Linked DNA regions of Homo sapiens: region 2 is linked to region 1. A link is an interaction called in ENCODE POLR2A ChIA-PET data of the cell type or tissue named here. Cell type or tissue: HepG2. All regions are shown on one strand. Each heading gives the region's core, and the rest is flanking DNA. Links, peaks and the distances in the headings are about the cores only.

Region 1 (5,364 bases), core at 290-5,289:
AATCATAGCTACTCAGGAGGCTGAGGCAGGAGAATTGCTTGAACCCGGGGGGGCAGAGGTTGCAGTGAGCTGAGATCACGCCACTGCACTCCAGCCTGGGCAACAAGAGTGAAATTCCATCTCAAAAAAAAAAAAAGAGTCAGGGCTGGGCACAGTAGGTAGCTCATGCCTGTAATCCCAGAACTTTGGGAGGCTGAAGCGGGCAGATCACGAGGTCAGCAGACCAAGACTATCCTGGCTAATGCGGTGAAACTCCGTCTCTACTAAAAATACAAAAAATTAGCCGGGTGTGGTGGTGGGCGCCTGTAGTTTCAGCAACTTGGGAGTCTGAGGCAGGAGAATGGCGTGAACCCGGGAGGCGGAGCTTGCAGTGAGCCGAGATTGCGCCACTGCACTCCAGCCTGAGCCACAGAGCGAGACTCCGTCTCAAAAAAAAAAAAAAGAGTCAGTAGGGAGAGGCCTGTAACCCCAGTACTCTGGGAGGCCAAGGCAGGAGGATCACTTGAGCCCAGGAATTTGAGGCCAGCCTGGGCAACATAGTGAGACTTTGTTTCTATCAAAAAAAAAAAAAAAAAAGGAAATTAGCTGGGCATGGTGGCGCCTGTGGTCCCAGCTACTCAGGAAACTGAGGCAGAAGGATTGCCTGACCCCAGGAGGTCGAGGCTGCAGTGAGCTATGATTGCTTCACTTCACTCCAACATGGGCCACAGAGTGAGACCATGCTGAAAAAAAAAAAAAAAGAAAGCCAGTGGGGAAGAGACCGTGACCCACAGTCAGATATGCCTCCTCTCCACAAACACCCAGCCTCAGCCAGGTGACTCACTTCCCAAATTACTCACTGTTCTTACCACATTGAGCCACTCCTCTGCTCTACAGCCTGCCATGGCTCCCCACTACCCAAGGCTCCACACCTTCCCTTCAGCAGTCAAGGCCCAGACTCCCTCTCCCCTCATCTCCTGCTCATCCTATGACCATTCTATAAGCCGAAATCATACAATGGCTGTTTGGACAGTGTTCAGTCTCCCCGTCTTTTTTTTTTTTTTTTTTTTGGTTTTTGTTCTTTGTTGAGACAAGTTCTTGCTCTGTCACCTAGGCTGGAGTGCAGTGGTGCTATCATAGCTCACTGCGGCCTTGACCTCCTGTACTCAGGCAATCCTTCCACCTTAGCCTCCCGAGTAGCTGGGACCACAGGCACACGCCACCATGCCTGGCTAATTAAAGCAGGTTTCACCATAGAACTGATTTGCCTACATTAAAAGAAATTGTTTTTTAAATCAAAAAAACATTTTTTTTGTAGAGATGGGGGTCTCACTTTGTTGCCCGGGCTGGTCTACGAACTCCTGGGCTCAAGCCCTCCATCCTCCTTGGCCTCCCAAAATGCTGGGATTACAGATGTGAGCCACCACACCGGGCTGCTCAATGCGTTTTCAACAAAGATCAGTTCTCCAAATAACAATGAGCTGAAAACTTTTAAGACAGTCATAGCGCATCCTTTAAACCTGGTCTAGAACCCTTAACCAGAGTCATTTTGCCACCAGAAACAGAAACGGAGACAGGAGTGGGCAGGCCGGGGCAAAAGTCCACTGAGAGAAACAAGAACTAGGTTCGGGGAAAGCCCATCCTTTCTTTCTTTTTTTTTTTTTTAAGAGACAGAGTGTCAGTCTGTTGCCCAGGCCGGAGTGCAGTGGCAAGATCTCGGCTCACTGCAACCTCCGCCTCCCAGGTTCAAGTGATCCTCCTGCCTCAGCCCCCTAGTAGCTGGGATTACAGGCACGTGCCACCATGCCCGGCTAATTTTTGTATTTTTAATAGAGACAGAGTTTTGCCATGTTGGCCAGGCTGGTCTCGAACTCCTGACCTCAGGTGATCTACCTGCCTTGGCCTCCCAAAGTGCTGGGATTACAGGCATGAGCCACTGGGCCCGGCCAGCCCATCCTTTCATATGTAAAAGGACAAGGGCAGCACAGGGGACAAAACCTAAGCAAAACTAAAACTTGTTTTAAAAAAAATATTCAAAATGTAGGCAAATTAGGCTGGATTCGGTGGTTCACGTCTGTAATCCCAGCACTTTGGGAGGCTGAGGCAGGCAGATTATTCGAGCCCAGAAGTTTGAGACCAGCCTGGGCAACAGAGGAAGACCCCCCATCTCTACAAAAAAAGGTTTTTTTAGGCCGAGTGGTGGGCGCCTGTAATCCCAGCTACTCGGGAGGCTGGGGCAGGAGAATCGCTTGAACACAGGAGGCGGAGGTTGCAGTGAGCTGAAATCTCGCCACTGTACTCCAGCATGGGTGACAAGAGCAAAACTCCGTCTTGAAGAAAAAAAAAAGAAAAAAAGTTTTTTTTAATTAAAAAAAATTTCTTTTAATGTAGGCAAATCAGTTCTCTGGTGAAACGACTTGCTTCAGTAGCAGAGTATGTCGTGTATCCTAGGGCTCGAGAGTTCTGACTCTGAAACTAGACAGGATTCAAGTCCTGGCCCTCTCCCTCGCTCTGAGATCTTGCCAAGTGATTTCATCTCTCTGGGCCAGTTTTCCTCATCTGTGAAATGGGGTTTCCTCGAAGGGGATGTGTGAGTATTAAATGAGTTGGTGGGTGAATGTGAAGATGGAAAGTGCTTAGAACAGTGCCTGGCACACGAACGACTCCGTCATCTGATGGGGGTGCCTTCCTGCTCCGCTCCCATGGAATTCCCCAGTTCCCGGCTCAGGCTTCCCGCTGCTCATTTTTCCAGGGTGGACTTAGGACCTTAGTTCAACCTGAACTTAGGGAGGGGAGGCAAAAATTTTCCAAAAGCAGAGCCCGCCCCACCCGCGGCTCACGTCATCTGTGAAGATGGCCAGCTTCCCGCTCTCCAGCATGTCTTCCAGTTCTTCGTTGGTGGTGGTCCTTCCAGCTGCGGGAAGAAAGGACTCCCTGCTCGGGGGCTGGGACAGCCTGGGGGCCTGAGGTGGGGTGATGGGGCGGGGACCTGGGGCCCACCCTCCCACGCCGCCTTAAGCCAGGGGCCCCCTCCAGAGAGGAAATGCCTGGAAGGGGGCTTGGGCAGCCTCAAGGAGTTCGGGGTCCTGGGGTGGGGGGCACACGCACTGATCTCCAGTTGCCGCTGGATCCGGTCCTTGCAGCGGTCCCGGTACTTGGACTGGGTCGCGTTATATTCGGTCATTACCTCCACGAACTTCCGGGACAGTGTGGAGTGCTACGGTGGGGGTGGGGGGACAGACGGATCAGGGAGGTAGTCAGGGATCAGGGAGGGAGTCAGGGAGCAGAGACCGAGGCAGGTGAGGAGGCAGTGCATGGGCGGAATAAGGAGGAAGCGCTGAATTAGTTTACGGTCCCTTCTTCAGCTCTGGCCGCGATCCCAAACCCTGACAAGTTCATGGTTCCCTACCCGCCCGGCACCCCCATCTTAGGCCAACACCAGCTAGAGACACTGCTACTGCGCTGAGATGCGGCTCGACCCCGCCCTCCCCGAGAGCCCCGCCCAGGGCCCCGCCCGCTCTAGCCTCGCCCCCAGAGCCCCGCCCCAGCCCTCCCTGACCACGCCCCCGCCGGTGCTTGGCCCTGGCCCGCCGGCCTCCAGCCTGGGCTCCTCCCGAGCTGGGTCCCGACCCGACCCCCAATGGGCTGCCGCCTCCTACCTGGGTCTTGCGGATGCGCAGGTCCGCGGAGGAACGGTTCAGCCCCTCCTCCTGTTCAATGCTTTGCTCGATCGCTGCGGGAGAGAGGGCGCAGCGATGGGCGGGAGACCCGGGGCACATGGGGCGAGGGTCCGGGGCGTACGAATGGTCAACACCCCGCGGCAGCGCCAGGCCCGGGGAGAAACGTCATCCCCAGGGCGAGTTGCGGGCAGCGGTGCCCCAGGGTGGTGTTAGGAGCCAGCAGATAAACAGACGAACAGACGTTTGAGGGGGTTCCGAAGGCAGGCAGGAAGGGATACTGAGGGTCAGAGGGTCACCAGACAGAAGGGGGCTATTTGTTCTAGTGGCAGAACTGGGTCTTGGAAAGTCCCATCAGTGGTAATTCCTGTCCAACTCCATGAGGGCGTGCCGGCCCAGCCCGCGTGAAGGGGCCATGTATGTGGGGTGCTCCCTACTTCCTACAGCCTCTGGACAGGGGGCAAGAACACAGCCTGCCTTTTTTCTGATGGAAGGCAGTCACCTCCAGGTGGATCAGGTTCTAGTGGCCCCTCTTTCCCAGGGGAATTCAAGGGCAAACACATGGATATTCCAAGGGAGAAAGCAGCCCTCTCCCTGCCCTGTAAGGTGATCCCCGATCCGGGAATTCCCACTTCTGAAGGACGTTCTGGAAAAGTGCACAGATTAACTGAGATTCCTGCTTCTGGATCAAGCACTCCTGACACTATCGTTCCGATTTTCTAAAAAAGAGATTGTGGCAAAATCTACCTCGGTGAGATCAGAAAATGCAGCAGGGATGAATCACCGGCCCTCTCAGACCTCACCAGCCTCCAGGCCATTCCTAAGAGCCTCACTCCTCCGTTCTGTTGGCAGTGGGGGAGGTACGGGGCCGGATGGCACCCCAAGGCTCCCCCGATTGAGTGACAGCTCTGGCTCAGCAACACATGGCCCAGGGATATTGGAATCGGCTGGCCCAGATTGGGGCCCGACTGTCAGCCTTGGGGCTGGGGTCAAGTCCGGAGGGAGGGGTCTCTTACAGGATCTCATTGACTTTTTACAACATTCCTGGGAGTTCAGTGATATCAGCTCATGTTTTAGACTAGAAACTCAGTTTCCAGTGGGCAAAACCACTCACTCAAGGTCACACCCAAAGCCTGAGCTCATGCCACCAGCTGGAAGAGGACTAAGAGAATCCTCTCTCCTTTCCTGGAGGTCTGAAAGGTCAGCTTCTCTAAACCACGGCCACTTTTCCAGCTTCTTTCTTGGTCTATTCCTGAACCCCTCACCCACAGAGCCCTCCCCAGGGTCTTACAGAGAGTGTTCAAGGTCAAGGCTTGATGGACCTAGAGAAACCATTGAGCCCAGGGGATTTTAAACTGCCAGCAGGAACCTTGTTTCTGAGAAGGAATTTCAGGGGCTGTTGCAGAGAATGAAGAGAGGTCAGGCAGGTAGGTGCTCCCAGCTCCAGCTCAGCTAGAACAACCTGACTTTTATGTTTTATATATTGGGATTCTTTGTATGACTTTGGAAAAAAAAGTATTTTGATGCCCTCCACCCCCCACCCCCAAAACAAGCTAATTTTGAAATTGCTTTCATTTGTCTTACTGTACTGATAAGGAAGCTGAGAGTAGGGGACTTGTCCAGGGTGAGCTGATGGTGGAGGTTAGACTCTGTCTGCCTGGATTTGCACTTAACATGCTCCCAGATTCAGACAGTTTCCATCCAGCAG
Region 2 (5,364 bases), core at 91-5,090, 98 kb after region 1:
CACGCGCCTGTAGTCCCAGCTACTCAGGAGGCTGAGGCAGGAAAATTGCTTGAACCCGGGAGGCAGAGGTTGCAGTGAGCCAAGATCGTGCCACTGCACTCCAGCCTGGTGACAGAGCGAGACTATGTCGCAAAAAAAAAAAAAAAAAAAAAAAAAAAATTAGCTGGGTGCAGTGACATGCCTATAGTCCTAGCTACTCAGGAGGATCGCTTGAGCCAGGTTACAGTGAGCTATGATTGTGCCACTGCACTCCAGCCTGGGCAACAGAGCAAGATTATTTCTTAAAAAAAAAAAAAAAGAAGGCTTCAACAGGTCCCCTCCAAGGGACTGGTCTCTGAAGCTCTTGCCATTGCCCAGGGAGGGAAAGTTCTGAGCAATAAAATTTCTTAAATAAATCGGCCAAGTCTGAACCATGTGTCAGCCAGGACCATGGTGCTGGGCCTCCCTCAGTGATGCCTTCTCTGGAGCTGGGAAGGGTGACTCAAAGGGAGCGTGGGAGCCTGCTGGGAAGGGTGGTAATGGATAGTCTCATCTCCGGCATATGGCATCAGCAAGGCCTGGGGCGCCATCGTCTTCCACTCCCTTGGTTCCTCTCTCTGTTCTTATGGGACTAGATACAAATTTTCCTGCTGAGCACTAAATGAGACAAAAGATAGCTCATGCTCAGCTTCTCCTTAAAAAGGAATTTCGGCATCTTTTCCACAAAACTGGGGTGTTGGTGGGGCATGGTAGCTCACGCCTGTAATCCCCCCAGCACTTTGGGAGGCTGAGGCAGACAGATTGCTTGAGACCAGCCTGGGCAACATGGCGAGACACCATCTCTACCAAAAAAAAACAAAAACAAAAATTAGCTGGGCATAGTGGTGCACGCCTGTGATTCCAGCTGCTTGGGAGGCTAAGGTGGGAGGATCCCTTGGGCAGGGAGGCAGAGGTTGCCATGAACTGAGATCACGCCAGTGCACACTAAGGGCATCCTAGACCTCACTTTGGGCAACAGAGCCAGACCCTGTCTCAAAACAACAACAAACAAAAAACCTGGGGACCTAGGATGTCTTTAAGGGCCCTTCAGCCTCTAACAGTACTTAAACCAATTAAAAGACTCCTGTTAGTTACCTCCCCACATCCCCACCCGCAGGACGCTCCGTGATGAGCAGCTAGCTGGCTGTCAGCTGTGTGGATCACCAAGATTGCATGGAGTGGGGCTGAGCTGACCAAGGGGGATGAGGGGCGGGGCGGGGCGGGCAGGGAGGGGGCGGAGCCACTCACCTAACAATAGCTGTAGTGTGTAGAAGATGCAACCGAATATGCTGTTGGATTGATTGAGGATGCTGTCCTGTCCCAGCACATGCTCCACCAGCCCGAAACCCCTGCCCCACCTGGCAGAGGGGTGGGGTGGGGTGGAACCAGGTTAGGACTGTCAACCCAGTGCCTTGGACCCTGCCCGAGAAAGGTGATTTCCAAGAAGCCACCTGGGCTATCCTCTGTTCCCCGACCTCCCATCCTAGTCCAAGGGTCGATGATCTCCTGGCACCGGGCACCTTTGGCCACGTCAGGATTCCATGTCACTGACCCTATCCTCCCCTCTCCCCAGACCAGGCCCGGACGTGGCTACTCCGTAGGCCCTGCTTTTCATCTTAGACCTTAAGTAAGTCTCTTTTTTTTTTTTTTTTTTTTTTTTTTTGAGACGGAGTCTCACTCTGGCCCAGGCTGGAGTGCAGTGGCGCGATCTCGGCTCACTGAAACCTCCGCCTCCCGGGTTCAAGCGATTCTCCTGCCTTAGCCCCCCCGAGTAGCTGGGATTAAGGCACCCGCCATAGCGCCCGATTAATTTTTCTATTTTTGGTAGAGACAGGCTTTCACCATGTTGGCCAGGCTGGTCAACTCCTGACTTCAAGTGATCCATCCGCCTCGGCCTCCCAAAGTGCTGGGATTACAGGAGTGGGCCACCGCGCCCGGCCCTTAAGTAATTCTTAAAATGGCAAGGCTGGTATAACGGTTCACTCGGTTTTGCATCAGAGACTGGGAGTCGGGGGCAGATTATCTTTGCCCTGGACCCCAGAATCTCCAGCTCCCTGGCCACTCACTCGCCTCCTCTGTATTCCGTCATTATGCTAACGCCTGGCCATCACGCACAGCCAGACCGGGCCACCTTGTTCCTGGGCGCAGCCATCGCCAACACCCCCCTTCACCTGCGCGCCGTCCTTGAGACCATCGTCAATCTCTACCGCCATCCTGCCTCCCCGCCTTTCCTGGTCACCGTTATTCCTTGGCATCCAATTCACGTGCGAGTCCCCGGAATAATCCCAGTCCCCAGCACTGTCTGGTCCCTTGCCTCGCACTCTTATTTCGAACACCAGTATCGCTGGGTAGCTCAGCCCCTGTGCAACGACCCCGCGAGCAGTCCAGCCCCGTGTCCGTTCCCCGGGCACACCGATCCCAGACTCCAGAATAATCATCTGGCATCCTGGCCGCCCTGCTCCGAGGCCCCACGCCTCCCACTCCCGTGCACACCTGGAGGAGAAGACGCGCGAACAGCTGATGGCGGTGCCCACGTCGCAGAGCGCGCGGTAATCCCGGTCCCGGGCGCGCGCCGCCTTCACGTGCAGCGCGTAGAGCGAGAGCACTAAGCCCGTCAGGCAAAGAGCGAGCCGCACCCAGCCAGGGCTCCCCCAGGTGCTGCCCATTATCTCCAGGTTCCGCCCGAGGCGCCCGCGGAGAAAACCAGCCACGGAGCAGGGGCCGGGCGGCGAATGGCCGCGCCCCTCCTGGCCCTCTGACTCGGCGATTGGCCGGCCGTGCTCGCACTCCACGACCCAAATGGCTGTTCCAGGGCGCTAGTCAAGCGGGCGAGTTAGGAAAACAGCGAAGAATGCCGGGACTAGTGAAGCGGGTAAGGGACGTGCGGAATCGCGGCCCCAGCGGCTGCCAGGCATGATGGGAGTTGTAGTCGGCGCGGCTGCAAGGCATCAAGGGAAATGAAGTCTCCACAGATTTAAAAACTGTTGGCCGGGCACGGTGGCTCACGCTTGTAATCCCAGCACTTTGGGAGGCCGAGGCTGGCGGATTACCTGAGGTCAGGAGTTCAAGACCAGCCTCGCCAACATGGTGAAACCCCATCTCAACTAAAAATACAAAAATTAGCCGGGCGTGGTGGCACATGCCTGTAATCCCAGCTACTCGGGAGGCTGAGGCAGGAGAATTGCTTGAGCCGGGGAGCCGGAGGTTGCAGTGAGCCGAGATCGTGCCACTGCACTCCAGCCAGGCCGACAGAGTGAGACTCTGTCTCAAAAAAAAAAAAGAAAAAAAAAAGTGTGTTAGTGTGGTTAACAGCATTTGCGCTTACCCTATGCCAAGTCCTGTTGTAAGAATTGCAGCATCCGGGACCTAGAGACCAGCGGATCAGGGGATCCAGCGAATACGGCGATCCGATTCGGGAACCAAGCATTTCCCCTGAAACTATTTCAGGCACCATTCGGGCTGCAGCCTCCCATCCTCCCGGGTCCTGCCTCACCAGTGCTTCCTGGTGGTCGGTCTCCCTTTCTCCCATACATTCACAGAACCACTCCTTTGGCCACACACACCCTTGACAGTATCCTAACCTCTCTACTATCATGGCGCCCGCCTGGCAACACCTGAGCTTGCATCAACTCAACAGTCAGTCTCTCCTTTCCAAGCTGTGGGCCAGATGAGGTCTCTCCTTCACAGACGTCCCATCTGATGGTGACCCATCTCTCCTACACCTTCAACCTCTCCATCCTCCCCATCTACACTGCAACTTGTTTCTCTTTCCCATCTCAGAAACAGCAACAAATCTCCCTTCACTAAGAGGTCCTTCACCAGCCTCCTCTCCCGGCATTATCCCATCTACCCCTCCACATTCAAGTTTTTGGAAAGATTCTACACTCCCAGTCTCTACTTCCTCACTTCTTCCTTGCTGCCCACGCCATAAACTAGCTGCTGCCTCCAGCATTGCCCTGACACCTAGTGGCTGGTGTCACCAAGACGCTAGACCCAATGGTTATTTATTTATTTATTTACTTATTTTGAGACGGAGTCTCACTCTGTCGCCCAGGCTGGAGTGCAGCGGTGCCATCTCGGCTCACTGCAACTTCCGCCTCCAGGGTTCAAGTGGTTCTCGTGCCTCAGCCTCCCAAGTAGTTTGGACTACAGGTGCCTGCCACCATGTCTGGCTAATTTTTGTATTTTTAGTAGAGACAGGGTTTCACCATGTTGGCCAGGCTTGTCTTAAACTCCTGACCTCAAGTGATCCACCCACCTCGGCCTCCCAAAATGCTAGGATTATAGGCGTGAGCCACCGCACCCGGCCAATGGTTGTTTTTCAGGTCTTCTCTTGCTTGACTTCCCAGAGGGATCCCTTACTGTTGCACCTACCCTTCTGGGAACTCTCTTCCTCTGGCGTCTGTGATATTTCCCTCTCCTGCTGGCTCCTCCCTCTCCAGATGCTGTTTCTCACATCTACTCTCTTCTAGAGAGTGTGGTAGACAGAATAATGGTCACCAAAGATGTCCCTGCATGAATCCCTGGAACTTGTGAATATGATAGGTTAAATGGCCAAAAGGGAATTAAGGTTGCAGATGGAATTAAGCTGACCAATCTCCTGATTTTATTTTATTTTATTTTGTTTTTGAGGTGGAGTTTCGCTCTTGTTGCCCAACTGGAGTGCAATGGTGTGATCTCGGCTCACTGCAACCTCCGCCTGCCAGGTTCGAGAGATTCTCCTGCCTCAGCCTCCCGAGTAGCTGGGATTACAGGCACCCGCCATCATGCCTGGCTAATTTTTTAAATTTTTAGTAGAGACAGGGTTTCGCTATATTGGCCAGGCTGGTCTTGAACTCCTGACCTCAGGTGATCCGCCCACCTCGGCCTCCCAAAGTGCTGGGATTACAGGCGTGAGCCACCGTGCCCAGCCTATCTATCTATTTATTTATTTATTTTTGAGATGGAGTTTTGCTCTTGTTGCCCAGGCTAGAATGCAATGGTGCTATCTCGACTCACCGCAACCTCCACCTCCCCGGTTAAAGCGATTCTCCTGCCTCAGGCTCCTGAGTAGCTGGGATTATAGGCATGTGCCACCACGCCTGGCTAATTTTTTGTATTTTTAGTAGAGATGGGGTTTCTCCATGTTGGTCAGGCTGGTCTCAAACTCCTGACCTCAGATGATCCACCCACCTGGGCCTCCCAAAGTGCTGGGATTATAGGCGTGAGCCATCATACCAGGCTCTATTGATTTATTTTTATTTTTATTTTTGAGACGGAGTCTCGCTCTGTTGCCTAGGCTGGAGTGCAGTGGCACAATCTTGGCTCATTATAACTTCCGCCCCCCCCCAGGTTCAAGCCATTCTC

The links. ChIA-PET counts read pairs that join two places held together with the same protein. Peaks named below come from ENCODE experiments on the same cell type or tissue, not always from the same donor. Only the 100,000 strongest peaks of a DNase experiment are listed, where the experiment ranks them.
Region 2: POLR2A ChIA-PET joins it to region 1 with 12 read pairs; 11 of 35 experiments call an interaction of 5 or more read pairs at or near these places.

The regions. Positions count from the first base shown.
Region 1 is chr16:30,993,864-30,999,227 of GRCh38, forward strand. It overlaps STX1B (syntaxin 1B), which reads right to left. Exons shown (of 10, transcript NM_052874.5): 5 at 3,639-3,712; 6 at 3,088-3,196; 7 at 2,820-2,893. Among named protein-coding and RNA genes, the nearest start is that of HSD3B7, 11 kb to the left of the region's middle. RefSeq lists enhancers at 1,512-1,571, 1,582-1,671 and a silencer at 3,512-3,581. In HepG2, for the core only: no CTCF peak of the experiment used is centred there; DNase peaks (open chromatin) are centred at 818, 2,738, 3,428 and 4,528; H3K4me3 peaks cover 2,908 bases.
Region 2 is chr16:31,092,046-31,097,409 of GRCh38, forward strand. It overlaps VKORC1 (vitamin K epoxide reductase complex subunit 1), which reads right to left and starts at 2,752. Exons shown (of 3, transcript NM_024006.6): 1 at 2,512-2,752; 2 at 1,267-1,376. The coding sequence starts at 2,684. It overlaps LOC124903680 (zinc finger protein ENSP00000375192-like), which reads right to left and starts at 3,960. Exons shown (of 1, transcript XM_047435012.1): 1 at 2,839-3,960. The coding sequence starts at 3,333. The coding sequence ends at 2,839. RefSeq lists enhancers at 977-1,685, 2,866-3,045, 3,076-3,125, 3,176-3,225, 3,741-3,920. In HepG2, for the core only: a CTCF peak has its summit at 3,978 (motif pointing left); DNase peaks (open chromatin) are centred at 1,246, 2,866, 3,540, 3,956 and 1 weaker place; H3K4me3 peaks cover 1,665 bases.